2 separate regions of the Homo sapiens genome follow, and region 2 is linked to region 1. Evidence: chromatin contacts called from ENCODE Hi-C or POLR2A ChIA-PET data. All regions are on one chromosome and are shown on one strand. Each heading gives the region's core, a stretch centred on a gene start or an enhancer-like site at or near the end of the contact. The rest is flanking DNA. Distances are from core to core; before and after follow the strand shown.

What was found. Hi-C counts contacts between places; a loop is a spot of excess contacts on that map. ChIA-PET counts read pairs that join two places held with the same protein, here RNA polymerase II (POLR2A). Pooled maps may share reads with other maps.
Region 2: a map of breast epithelium shows a loop between it and region 1 (27-fold over the local background). The contact joins two enhancer-like sites. A Hi-C loop is called at or near these places in 3 of 168 maps with a recorded cell type or tissue (CD4-positive, alpha-beta T cell, astrocyte of the cerebellum and breast epithelium), 1 of 37 single-sample maps with no recorded cell type and 7 of 50 pooled maps. POLR2A ChIA-PET finds 5 or more read pairs at or near these places in 9 of 52 experiments (CD4-positive, alpha-beta T cell, OCI-LY7, T-cell and 6 more).

The regions. Positions count from the first base shown.
Region 1 is chr6:90,247,197-90,253,965 of GRCh38, forward strand. BACH2 (BACH transcriptional regulator 2) reads right to left here. Exons shown (of 9, transcript NM_021813.4): 3 at 5,317-5,394. Among named protein-coding and RNA genes, the nearest start is that of BACH2, 46 kb to the right of the region's middle. RefSeq lists an enhancer at 4,399-4,488. Within about 2 kb of position 4,420, at least 3 of the 41 ENCODE cell types and tissues checked have a DNase peak (open chromatin) inside an H3K27ac peak, as active enhancers do.
Region 2 is chr6:90,191,017-90,197,413 of GRCh38, forward strand. The region is part of intron 4 of BACH2 (BACH transcriptional regulator 2); the gene reads right to left. Among named protein-coding and RNA genes, the nearest start is that of BACH2, 100 kb to the right of the region's middle. RefSeq lists a silencer at 3,614-3,908. Within about 2 kb of position 3,436, at least 3 of the 41 ENCODE cell types and tissues checked have a DNase peak (open chromatin) inside an H3K27ac peak, as active enhancers do.

The DNA.
Region 1 (6,769 bases), core at 3,170-5,669:
ATTTGACATGTAATATATTTAAACAAGTATCAATTTCTTTCTTCTTCTTCTTTTTTTTTTTTTTGTAGAGATGGTGTCTTACCCAGGCTGGAGTGCAGTGGTCATCATAGCTCATTGCAATCTCTAACTCCTGGGCTCAAGTGATCCTCCTGTTTCAACCTCCTTAGTAGCTGGGACTACAGGCATGCACCACCATGTACAGTTATTTTTTTTTTTGAGATGGGGTCTTGCTATGTTGCCCAGGCTGGTCTTGAACTCCTGGCCTCAAGCAATCCTCCCACCTCAATCTCCCAAAGTGCTGGAATTGCAGGTGTGAGCCACTGTACCAAGTCACAAGTATCATTTTCCTAAGGGCTACCAAACAGCAATATTAGTACCATTACTGCCTTATTTAAGGTAATTAAAATCAACTTTTTCTAAACTTAGAGGAATTCTTCACTCCCCTAAAGTATAGCCTCTACCTACTTTTTTAGTCTAATTTCTTCTTATTCACCATCATCCACCCTATGCTTCAGTTAAAAAGGGTTAATAGCTATCCCTGGAATGTCTTCCCATCTCCATGCCTTTACCCAAGTGGTTCCCATGCCTAGAATTTCCTCCCTCATAGCTTCAGCTGTCAAAGTTGAACCCATTCTTCAAGTAGCACTTCGGTCTCTGCTTTATCCAGGATGCTCTCTGATGTCCCTAATCAGACAGCATTTCTTAATCTTCATCCCTACAGCATTCTGTATCTTTCTTGGAGATTAATTTTACTCTCTTATATGTTATACTCATCACATTCAAGTGTCTTCTAGCTTAGAGTATATCATAGGTGCTCAACAAATGTTTGTTACATGAATGAATACATATGCTCCTTGAGAGAAAGGCACTAATTTTATTCCTCATTGTGTCTCTTTGCTATCTCCCCAAGGTGAGACCTCTGCAAAGCCAGGCAACAACCCGTCCACATGTACTCAGCACCTAGAACAGCACATCATAGTGCACTGTCAACAATCTACAGATGTTTGTGAAATCAACCAATTAACTAATCTGCTGTCGTTTTTTCAGTACTTAACACTCCTGACAGAATTGCACATTCTTAGAATTGGATATTTATATTTTTCATTTAATAAAAAATATTTTTAAATTATTATTCAATAACTCTTCCTTGAGTGTGTCCTGCTTGCTAGGAAGTGGATATTACATACAGCAGACAAAATAGCCGTGATCCCTAATGGGCTCATAGACTAATGGGAGAGAAAACTATTAAAGAAACAAATGTATGGCCAAATATGAAATTAAAATTCTAATAAGGGCTGGGAAAGAAAGGAGAAAGCAAAGTATGGACAACTGGGTGGTGCTCATTAAGGGTGGAGATCAGGGAAGGCTTCTCAGAGGATGTGATGTTAAAATGCAAGTGAAGGATGAACGAGAGTTAGAAAAATGAAAAGTGGGAGGTGGGGTGGGCATTTCAGGGAGAAAAGCAGCCTCAGGAAGAGCCTGGTGCACCTGGTCACAGTGGTGGTATGGGGTCAATGAAGGGAAAATGGCTGCATGAGGCCAGAGAGCCTGGCTGGGGCCAGGTCAGCAGACTCCCACCAACTCCGGGGAGGAGGCTGGATTCTTAGTGCAACAGGAAGCCATGGCAGGGCAGATGAAGAATAAATGAACTGGCTGCTTCACTACTACCCTGTCCCAAGGGCCCAGACCATGAAACGGTCTTTTATTTGGTTTCAAATCCAAATAAAAACCTATGTAGGTATAGAATCAAAAGAAGGAGTTAAAAATTTGGGAAGGTTTTATACATTTTCCTGTTAACAGAAAATTTAAATATAAAAATATTTTATTATCTCAGAGAGGCAACAGAGATTTATGCTCTTTGATTCAGAGATAAACTTTGTCTTGTAGAATGGGAAAAAATGACTAGGTAAGATGATTTTCCTTTATCACTTTTCAGAAGACAAGTCATAATGGAAATGACTCAAGATACCACAATTTGGAAGATGAGTGACTGTCTTTGCCATGGGAGCAGAGTGAGGGTTTGCTAAACATCAGCTGAAAGGAGAGATGTGCTCTTGCTCTTAGTTACAGACAGGCACTGTATGTGATGTGGCCCCATAAAAATCCTGGCAGATGATGTAGCTTCCTGTCATCTTCCTCCCATAACTGCAAAGTCCAGGAGACAGAGTCCCCTTTCCTTGGTAGAAGGAAGTAAACTTTGGCATAAGACACATTTTGTGCCAACTACCTAACAGCAATGTTTAAATAAAAATAAAATGCTATTGGAGCATTTCAATACATATCATAAAAACAGGCCAGGCGCAGTGGCTCATGCCTGTAATGCCAGCACTTTGGGAGGCCAAAGTGGGCAAATCACTCGAGTCCAGGAGTTCGAGACCAGCCTGAGCAACATGGTGAGACTCCCATCTCTACTACAAACACAAAAATTAGCAGGGTGTGGTGGTGCGTGCCTATAGTCTCAACTACTCGAGAGGCTGACGTGGGGGAATCACCTGAGCCCAGGGAGCTGCTGAGGCTGCCACGAACCATGATTGCGCTACTGCACTCTAGCCTGGTTGACAGAGTGAGACCCTGAAAAACAAAATGAAACAAAACCTAAGATTGAACAACAAAAAGCAACACTAAGCATTTTATCCAGAAGCAAGAAAACCCTACCAAGAATTTGTATTTGTTCATCAGAATAGATAACCCAAATGAATACTCCACAGAACAAGACTGCCGTTTATTTAATAGGTGGTAGGTTTTTAAATGGGAGATAGGTTATTTCTTCCTTTCTCCCCACCCACAGAGTTTTGGCCACTTCCAGACCATGTTCAGCTGACATTCTTTTCAAAGACTCAAAAAAAGGTAATGCACTCTCAGTGGAAAGGTAGTGTTCCACCAGTTTTGGTAAATACTGATCTAGGCCTGAACTTTTGATTTCTGAATGAAAGAACAAGATGATTCATATATGCCTTAAGGAAAAAGTAAGTCTGGTGACCAGATCTGAATGAAAGCAAAAAGGCTTGAATTTAAAAAGCGAATCCTGTTTAAATTTTGGGCAAATCATCTAACATATCCTCTTTCCTTTTGCAATCTACACTAAGAATACTATTTTTTTTTCCAGTTTAAGAAAAGTTGACCTACCAAAGCCAGAACTGCTAAATAATTACAAAACAGTTGTTTTAGAAATCACTTCACCCTCCGAAAGGAGTCAACTTTCCATGTATACTTAAAATCACTCATAAAAATGGATTTACCATTTAAGAAATAATTTTCAAACACACATGTAGTTTGTCAAATGAAGCCTCACTGTTCATTCATTCATTCATTCATTCATTCGACAGATATTGATTGAGCCCTGTTATGGGCCAGATGCTGATTGTGGCACTTGTGATACAGCAGTGAACAGAAGAGTCTAAACTCCCTGCCCCAATGGTGCTTGCATTCCTGTGTTACGTCCACACAGCTGTGTAACTGACTCTGAAGAAAAATGAGCTTTTAAAACATAATAAACATTTCAGTTTTGCCAGATGAAAAATTCTAAAGATTTGTTACACTACAATGTAAATATAGCTAATATTACTGAGTTATATACTCAAAAATGGTTAAGAGAATAAATGTGTTCATTTAACCAAAAATTTTTTTAAATGAAAAAAATAAGCATAACAAACATTTACTGAGTACTTACCATGTTAGGCAGAGCATCATCTCATTTAATCACAACAACCTTAGCAGGAAGGCACTATTATTATTCTGTTTTACAGATGGGTACACTGAGGCACAAAGAGGTTAAACAATTTATCCAGGATCACATATCCAAGGGATAGAGCTGAGATATAGGCCCAAGTAATCTGATACCAGCAACTTGTCTCCTAACTCCATACAAAAAGTTTCAAAGATAATACTATTTTCAGTTGGAACTACAGTTAATAATACAAAAATAGTAATAATAATATAGTACAAGGAATAATAATCAACTTTTTTTTTTTAATCCTGATGATTTGTAACCCAACTTACTGTCCTTTTGATGGCCATTTTTTCCTAAAAACCTCAGTGTTGAACAAACTGCTTTCAACCACTTCTCTGTAAGCCATAATATTCTTTTCCTTCAAATGGAAATAAAGAAAAATCACACAGGATGGTTTCTTTTAGACAAGATCAGGCACGTTCAGGGTGGTGTGGCCATAGACGCGGATGGTTTCTTTTAAAACAGACATTACTGAAACTGTAAATATTTTTAGCCTTTTGTACTTTTCATCCAGCAGCTTAACTGAGAATGATATAGAAACATTTAAAAATAGCCACTCAGTACTCTGAAAACCATTAGTTTAGCACATACCCAGCACCTGCTTGACACATCTTAATCAACACTCTTTTGCTAGTCATATTAAAAAAAGAGAGAACCCTTTTGCTTTCAGAATTTTTTCCCTTAAAAAACGTATGTGTCACCAGGGTATTTTGCCCTCTCTCTTTCTAACTTAGAGGGTAACACCTGGAGTAAGTCATGGGTGACTAATGAAGATGCAACTTTCCCCTCAGCATGATATACTTCACAGGATGGAAGTAAAAGCTTCTAATAGGAGCATTTATTACAATTGTTAGGATTGTAATGGAAAGTTAATTTTGTTTTATAGTTTGTAGAAATGATTCAGGATGATATGAGAACACTTTCTATAAACCTGCACTGATAAAAGGAAGATGATAGTGATGACACATGATATACTTTCTGAGTTGTTTTTCCAGGGGTGGGAAAGTTCAATCCACAGATTTCAAGACAGAAAGAAGAAAGGAAAGGAGAAGGAAGGAAGAAAGAAAACAAAATTTTTTTTAGAATTGACTATGCTCAAATACACTGTGCTTTTTAGCATCAAACTTTCAACCATGGTCTGAGCAGCACTATGTTGTAACAAAACTGGAGTAGCCAGCCTGAGCAAACATGAACATCACAATATTTTAAAGTTCAAATAACATAAGGCACCAGTTTTAAGACTGCCCGGGTATCCTTTTTAGCAATACAAAGATTCACACAACTTGGTGACAGACAGCTTTTCCCTCCAGCCAAATCTGATGAAGACTTGATAATATCACCTGCCATAATCAAAATTCCTGGGCACATGGGAAGGTCTCTGACTCAAATCAAAGAGAGCTTTGGGCCCCAAAGCTATGGGCCCCACAGCTATGGGCTACCAAAGAAAGGTTATAACCAGGCTCCAGTGTAAACCATTTTGTTTCTTTTAACAGTTTTAGATCTTCTAAAGTATATGAGATGATATTAATAAAATTTAAATTTCCTGCTAAATTTTTTTAGTCTCTTTCCTTAAAAGTAAAACTTACAATGATCAGAAAGCATGCTTTCTTCTGGCTTTATCATTCAACTTCCCAGGCAAAGATGATCAACAGCAACACTCTTATCTAAAGCAAAAGTAATGGATATGATTATCACTCTGGACAGAAAGTCTGTATTTGCCCATTTTTATCAATGATTGAGACAATGATCCAGAAGCTGTATTGGTACAAAAACACAACACCAGGGATGCCAGAAACAGGATTACAAAAGTTCTCACAAGGTTAAAAATAGACCAAAATGAATATAGTCAAGTTTACTAGGCTCAAATGTGAGGTCCTGTATGGTCAGTACATGGAGGTCCAGCAGCCTCTTGATTCAATACAGGCAGTGTGATGGGTTTGCAAAAATGTACTCTTAGGCTGCATTAATAAAGACACTGTTCTCAAGGCCAGATAAGCCACAGTCCCTCTCAAACTGCTCAGAAAGAGTAGCTTTAGGGCCAGGTGCAGTGGCTCACGCCTATAATCCCAGCACTTTGGGAGGCCAAAGCAGGCGGACCACTTGAGGTAAGGAGTTCAAGACCAGCTTGGGTAACATGGCAAAACTCGTCTCTACAAGACATACACAAATTAGCTAGGCATGGTGGTATGCAACTGTAGACCCAGCTACTTGGGAGGCTGAGGCAGGAGAATTGCTTGAGCCTGGGAGGTGAAGGGTGCAGTGAGCCAAGATTGCGCCATTGTACTCCAACCTGGATGACAGGAGTGAAATCTTGCCTCAAAAAAAAAAGGGAGGTACTTCTATAATTTGTCCACTACCTTTTAAGGAACTTTCTGATAAACTGGAGAAAGCAAAAAGGAGTGAGATCAGAATGACTGTGGAACTAATATTATGAGAAATATTGAGGGGAACTGGGCATAGATAACTTTGAAAAAGACTTTATTATGGCAGATTTGCCAAGTAAACTGATAATTAGAATTATTTTCGATATAGAAATTAGGATACCTTAGAAGAGGTATCTGCATTTGATGGGTGTTAAACTTCAGGATGTTTAAGGTCTTGCTCAACTCTACCAATCTGTAATTACATGGGGAAAAGTGCTATGTCCCTCATGAAATTAAATACTAAGAACTGGAGGGAGGCTGCATCAACAGATTTTCTGTATCATGTATTGAAGAGTTAATTTTCTCCAACCAAGCTAGTGAATGAAAGGGTAACTCAAGATGAAATAATGATGTCAAAGCATTTTTAATATACCTCGTGGAAGAATCCAAGTGTATTTTAAAGAGAAAACACAGCACTTGTTACACCATATATTTCATATTTGACCTGAAGTTGGTTACACAGAGGCCTTAGTCATAATAAAAAACTTCTCTCTGCTCAAATGCAGTATGTACATAGTCATAAATGAAAACATCATTGCCGAACTATTTTTTTTAAACTATCATGGCACAAATTGCTTTTAACAAAGAAGTCATATTCCAAAAGACCTTTTGTACA
Region 2 (6,397 bases), core at 2,186-4,685, 57 kb before region 1:
GAAGTGTTTCAAGAGGAGAGCTTTCTTTCATTTTAGGTTTCTGGTTGAGCTTCTCACTGGTTTTCTTCATCTTGCCTTCGGGCCAGGCCCATCCGTGACTTAAGGCTACCTTTTCTTGTGTTTGCTTCTGTAAATCAGTAAGACCTGCATAACCTGGCCACATTCAGAAAGGAGGGCAAGTGTGAGAGTGTGAAGTAGAAACCAGTTTTAAGGAACTGTAAGAGTTCTAAAGAACTCTAATTTGGTCACATAATGGATATTTAAGAAGTATTCTGAATCAAACACTGCTCACATATTTAAGGAAGTGGCAGTCTACTAAACTGTCACCGAGTAAAAGTCCTAGAGACTTGCTTTAATGATTAGATGGAACAAATTTTCAACTACTGCATTCATCCGCACATTTGCAAATGGCTCATTCTTTTAAGAACTAAAACATTCATTCTGGGATTTTGTATTTGTGTTTAGTTCATTGCAAATTTACTCAATATATTTCGAATTCAATTCAACAAATACGCTTAGGACATTCCAATGTGACGGAATGGAAACGTGCATGGATTTTGGAGTCACTAAGATCCAAATTCAAATATTGGATCTGCTTTATCTAGACACGTGATTATTGGGCTCATTACTTAAGGGTCTCTGCGTTTCCCCATCTGTAAAGTGGGAATAATACCAACTACTGTGCAAATTGGGTTTGAAAATTAGCAATAATATAGTCTATTGTAAAGAGGCTAATGCAGTATCTGGCAAACAGGGATTCCATAAAATGGTAATACTTAAAATAATGATTATTTATCAAATATCTACAAAGGACAAACTTCATCCTAGACCCTTCTCTAAAATCTGAATTCATAATATCAAAATGAATGAGGATTTAATTCATTCTTAAAATGACTCGAATACTTGCTAAGATTTTGACATATTAAAAACTATAACCATTATAAATGAAAAGGCCACTGTTCAAATGACTAGCTTTGCTACAGTACAACTGTCAGTTTTTTGACCAAAAGGAAATTTATAATACCATTGGTGGGTTTTAAGTCTTTAGGTAAAAACTGTGTTTTAAAGTAACAGAACAATAAGACAGCAATATAGTGGTTTCTTAATGACTAAAATCTTACATTACATATTATGGTTCAGTATTAATGTGCTTTCACACTACCTACTGAGTTTTCAGACTGCAACTACTTATCCTTTTCAAATTGCTATCACTCTCTTTTTCATGGGAGATTTCTTACAAATTCCTTGGAGAATCCAAAAATTTACAGTGGAAATTTTTTCTCGATTCCTTTTTTTTTTTTTAAAGAATAAACCTATTCAACAGGTAAATCTAAATAATTTTTAGCAGTTCTAAATGTAGAGAATTCATAACTTCTTATTGTAATTGAAAAGGAACATACAAAGCAATTAGTCACTTACAAAACCCACGTTCAACCTTCAAAATAATGACTAACTTGATAGGAGAGGCAAGACTTCTTTAATTAAATACTAAAGTCTAGCCATTTGAGATAAGCAAAGCAGGTTATACAACCGTCTTCTGCACTCACAATATCCTTTTCTCCCTCTTGGAAATATATCATTTTTCAGCAATAGTAGAACATGTAACAAAAAAAGTTACTGTACTGTAGAAAATCACTCTAACCACAAGCTAAGTTTTTGGCTAAGAGTTAAACTTCATTCATTTGGATTTCACTAGTTTCACAAGAAGAAAAAGTGATTAACCCTAGTGTAAGTAAAATTCCCTTGAGAATATATTAGATTCTTAAGAAAACAAAACAGTAAGCAACCTTAGGCACTCACTTACATATAAATCCTTAGGGTGTTAACTGAAAAGCATTCCTAGCCATGCTAGAATAGGATTCTCAAACTTGAACACTGATTACCTTTTTGAGAGCTCTCTGGACAGGTGTGCTCAGAAGCACTGGAAGATACAGGAGAGTTTGATACACATTCTGAGAAAGATGGGGTGGCTCCTGTGTGTGCATGTGGCCATCTAGCACAATCACTATTCAGCACGGGACTACATTTCCCAGGCCACTTCACCTCCAGGTGCAGCCACGTGACTAGTGCTCAACAAAGGAATATGAGAAAAGATGGTGCTTTACTTCAAGGCGACTGTGATTAAGAAGTGAGGTGCAGACAATTGCAAGATGGTGTTACAGGATGAATTATGTCCCCTCAAAATTCACATGGTGAAGTCCTAACCCCCAGTACCTCAGAAAGTGACCTTATTTGAAAATAGGACCATTACAGATGTAATTAGTTAAAATGAGGTCATACTGGAAGAGAGTGTGCCCCTAATCCAATATGACTGGTGTCCTTATAAAAAGGGAAAATTTGGATACACACAGGAAAAGAGGGAAGATGATGTGAAGAGACTCGGGAAAAGGTGACCTTCTACAAGCCAAGGAGCAAGGCCTGGAAGAGATCCTTGCCTCACAGTCCGCAGAAGAAACCAACCCTGCTGACACCTTGATCTTCGACTCCTAGTCTGCAGAACTGTGTGACCACACATTTCTGTTGTTTAAGCCACCCAGTCTGTGGTACTCTGTTACAGCAGCCTGAGCAGACAAAATAGATGGTGAGGCCAGAAGACGGAAGGCACCTGAGTTCAGGATTCCTGAATCACCTCTCAATAAAAGCACTTCACTGATCAGAAATACTTCCACTGGGCTGAGAGCTGAGCAAGAAAGGAAACTAGTTGTGTCAAACCATTCAATTTTGAGGGCTTATCTGTTATACCAGCTGTCATTACCTACTATAGGACCTAATTAATTTAAGTGGCAAGTAATTTTAAATTATTTTACATGAAAACAAACATGGACCTATCACATATCACAGGGAACAATCCATGTAAAATTTTAGGATTAAAAACACTTCAAAGAAAATTTGAATTTACAGGAAGATATTTTGGGGTAAATTCTCTCAAATCCTCCATAGGGTATAAATTTACTCTCTTCTGCCAATAGAAGTAGAATTTCCTCAAGAATATTAAACAAGTCACAATGTCAAAGTTGCTGGAACTTCAACTACGCCACATAATCCACTTAATTTTTTTTTTTTGAAATTAAGTGGAGCATTTCTATCAAGTAGCCCAAGTATGTAAAATTTTACTTGGGTACTAAAGATGAGAACACTGTGAAATGAGTTATCAGCCTTTTCCAAAGTTCTCAATATTTTTATAATCAATCTGAAAAGAAGTCACTAGGTACAGAATACCTTCTGTTTGAATATGGACAAAAAATGTACCCTCTTTTATGACAGGGTAACTGATACAGAATAAATACTGGATACCATTTTCCATTTTTGATTTTTTTTTTCTGACATGAAGAAAAAATGAAATGATAACTATCTTCGGTAAGACTTAGAGTTATAGTTCAAAATACCTCAAAAGCCGAGCTGGCAGCTGGCTTCTCATGTTTATAGAAAAGCTAGGATGATTCAGCCTGAGCTCAGAGCTCAATTTAGATCATAGCATCTGGATTCAAAACACATGTGAGATGTGGCAGCCGATTTTCAGGTCATGACTGATCCAAGACAGAGATTGCAGACCACTCACCAGCATTATTCCAAATGGAGAAAGTGCCTGAGAGAAACAGAAGTCTCAAAGGTATTTGGAAGCCCACTCCAAACTGTTAGGGAACAGGTAACATCAGCATTTTCTGCATCCAGCAGCTTTAAGCAGGTGCCGCAGAAGCCAAGGGCCTGAGGATGACACTGAACAGCTTTGTCATGACATTCAGCCTTGCCATGGTCAGAAAACATCCCTCACCCATGACTTCTTTCCTGAACTGGCTATTGTTCAGATTAAACTATGGGAATCTGGTAATAAATTGGAAAACCTCTGACAGCACACACTTCCTGCTAAGATCTGTGTTTAACTTTGCTTTGTTTCGAAGAGAAAAACTGTAGTAAAGAAAAAGGAAAAATAAATGTAAATGCCCTTTTTCTTGATGAGAAGAAATCATAGTCACAGTAATTCTAATATAAACTACACAATGAAATCTAAAAGAAGAGGGGAAAATCCCCAGCTCAGTTTCAATCTCTATTGGAATTCACCTTGTGCCTTCCTTGATTTTCCTTGGATATGACATGTCCAGATGTGGGTGATTCTGCAGCTATGGATTTTATGTGCAATAAAAAAATGCTTCTCCTGCTGCTTTTCCTCACCTCCCCCCTCCCCCATCTCTTTTCCTCTCTCTCCTCCTTGTCTCTTTGTTGTGAATGTCAGGGCTGTCAGTGTCACAGTCTGACATGATTAGCGTTTCTGACATTACACCAAGAAGCAGACAGAGAGCAAGGAGAGCGAGCAGAGGGGAAGGCAGTTATGAGTAGCCATTTAAAGAAGTCCAAGGAAAAAACAAGCACAACCACCTTTCTCTGAGGTTCCTTGATTACAGGGCAGTTTATAAATCACCTTGGATTTTTCTCATTTATCCTATTAGTCTGTTTTCCTGTTCCTCTGGAGATCCCTAAGGTGTGGATCTAGTCTGTGAGATCAAAGCCAGCGGCTCTAATAACAGATAAGACAGAATTCGTGATTCAGCGGATTCTAAGGTTGTGAAGTGTAACAATCAGCGCACTTTGGGAAGATAGCGCCAGTCCATTTCGAGTATTGATTCGCTGCACTTTGTCACTCTAATGATGTTATCTCATTAAAAGAGATAAATGCCCCACTGTTCTTCTAAGAGCATCTGCTTCTTACTCTTCTCTCTTTTTCAACAGCATGGCTCTCAGCAGCAGCACATTAAAATCAAATTGAAATCCAATGCAAGGCTTGGCTACAGAGCAGCTAAGGTATCTTTTTAATTGCTTTTTCCTACTCTCAACCCCCTTCCAGCTCCTCCACTACAGTCCTTCAAAGAAACAAGCAACATAAAGAGAAAGAGATGTAGAAAGTAATCATAATAGAAAGCATTTGCTGAGTGTCTGTTACATAGGGACTCCACTGTGTCAACATTTAACTTATTCCTACCTTGTTAGATAGGTAGAACAATCCTCAGTTTGCAAATAAAGAAACGGAGTTTTGACTTTAGGTAACTTGCCCAAGATCATGAAGGTAGCGAGAGAATGAGCCACAATTTGAACAAGGGTCCATTCAATGCAAGTACTTTTTTTTTTTTTAATCTCCATTTCATTCATGGAACAAATAAGAAAATATGATTGCAACTTGATTAGAATAGGTGAAAAAATGTAAAAGAAGGTAGCAATTATTCTTCAGCCTGCTAATAGCCAAGAACACAATGCCATAGGTTTTGTTTCAACAGATTTCTTATTAAATAAAAAAGGTAGCAATTTTTCATAATGAATGTTTTATACATTATTCCTTTGTGTATCAGGCCTCTAAAGTACACATTATTAAAGTCTATTAAAGTCTGTATTTAGCAGCATTACTAATGTGCCTTTGGGGAAATTATTACAATGAAACAGCATCAGTCTTTCACAAAATTTCAATTGTTTAATATTCCTTTTCTTATCTTCAATACACGTGTCTATTTTTAGCTATAATCAGACCTCATCCCAAATGCCGTAATCCCAGCCTAGAGCTGTCACAGCAAATTGTTTATGGGTTGGATTTAAGAAATAACAAGAAACACAGACATTGTTAATTTCACCCAACACTTTTTTTTTCATGATTGGTTGCAGTTTTCCTACAGTTCTCATTAACAGGTGCTCCTTGATCACTATGACACGCGATGATACTTTATCTCTCTGGTTAGGGTTGGTTATCTTAATTAATTGCTTATATTTATATTTAACTGAAACTAGCCTCAAGATGCCACTTTATTAAAGTTTGAGAGTGGTAAGAAATTACAAAACTATTCCATTAAAAAAAATAGAAAAGAAAACCAAATAAACCAGAAGAACATATAAACTATGATTAGTCAAATCAAATCTCTGCATTTAAAAGTAAACATCATTTACTAGATGTCTACTGGACTAGAAATATGTGTCTTCTGAACAGTAACTGAGGAGTTTCTGCAAATTATTCTGCAAATTGTAAATAGGCATCTCTACCTTTTTATTACATTAATTTTATCACACAGTATGAAGTTTTTTTAAAAACAAAGCCAATGATGTACATATATTCAAAAGCACAAGATTCTCTGAAAATATAGAAAATACTGCTAGGCTTATTTTACGAAGACAAAGGACAATAGGAAGCTGGGAAGAATACCAGCAAACAGCTATACGTTATAAGGCCTCTGTATCACAAAAATGAAGGGAAAATAAAGCCAATCTAAAGTATTACGTACTTAAATTAATAAACTGGATTGGAAGCAATCATTCCATTATAAATTTCCTTTCATACATAGCAATCCCACTGAGATGATACCTTTGTAAAATCAGGCAAAAATCAATTGTTAATATTCTAGAGATGGACAAACCACAGATT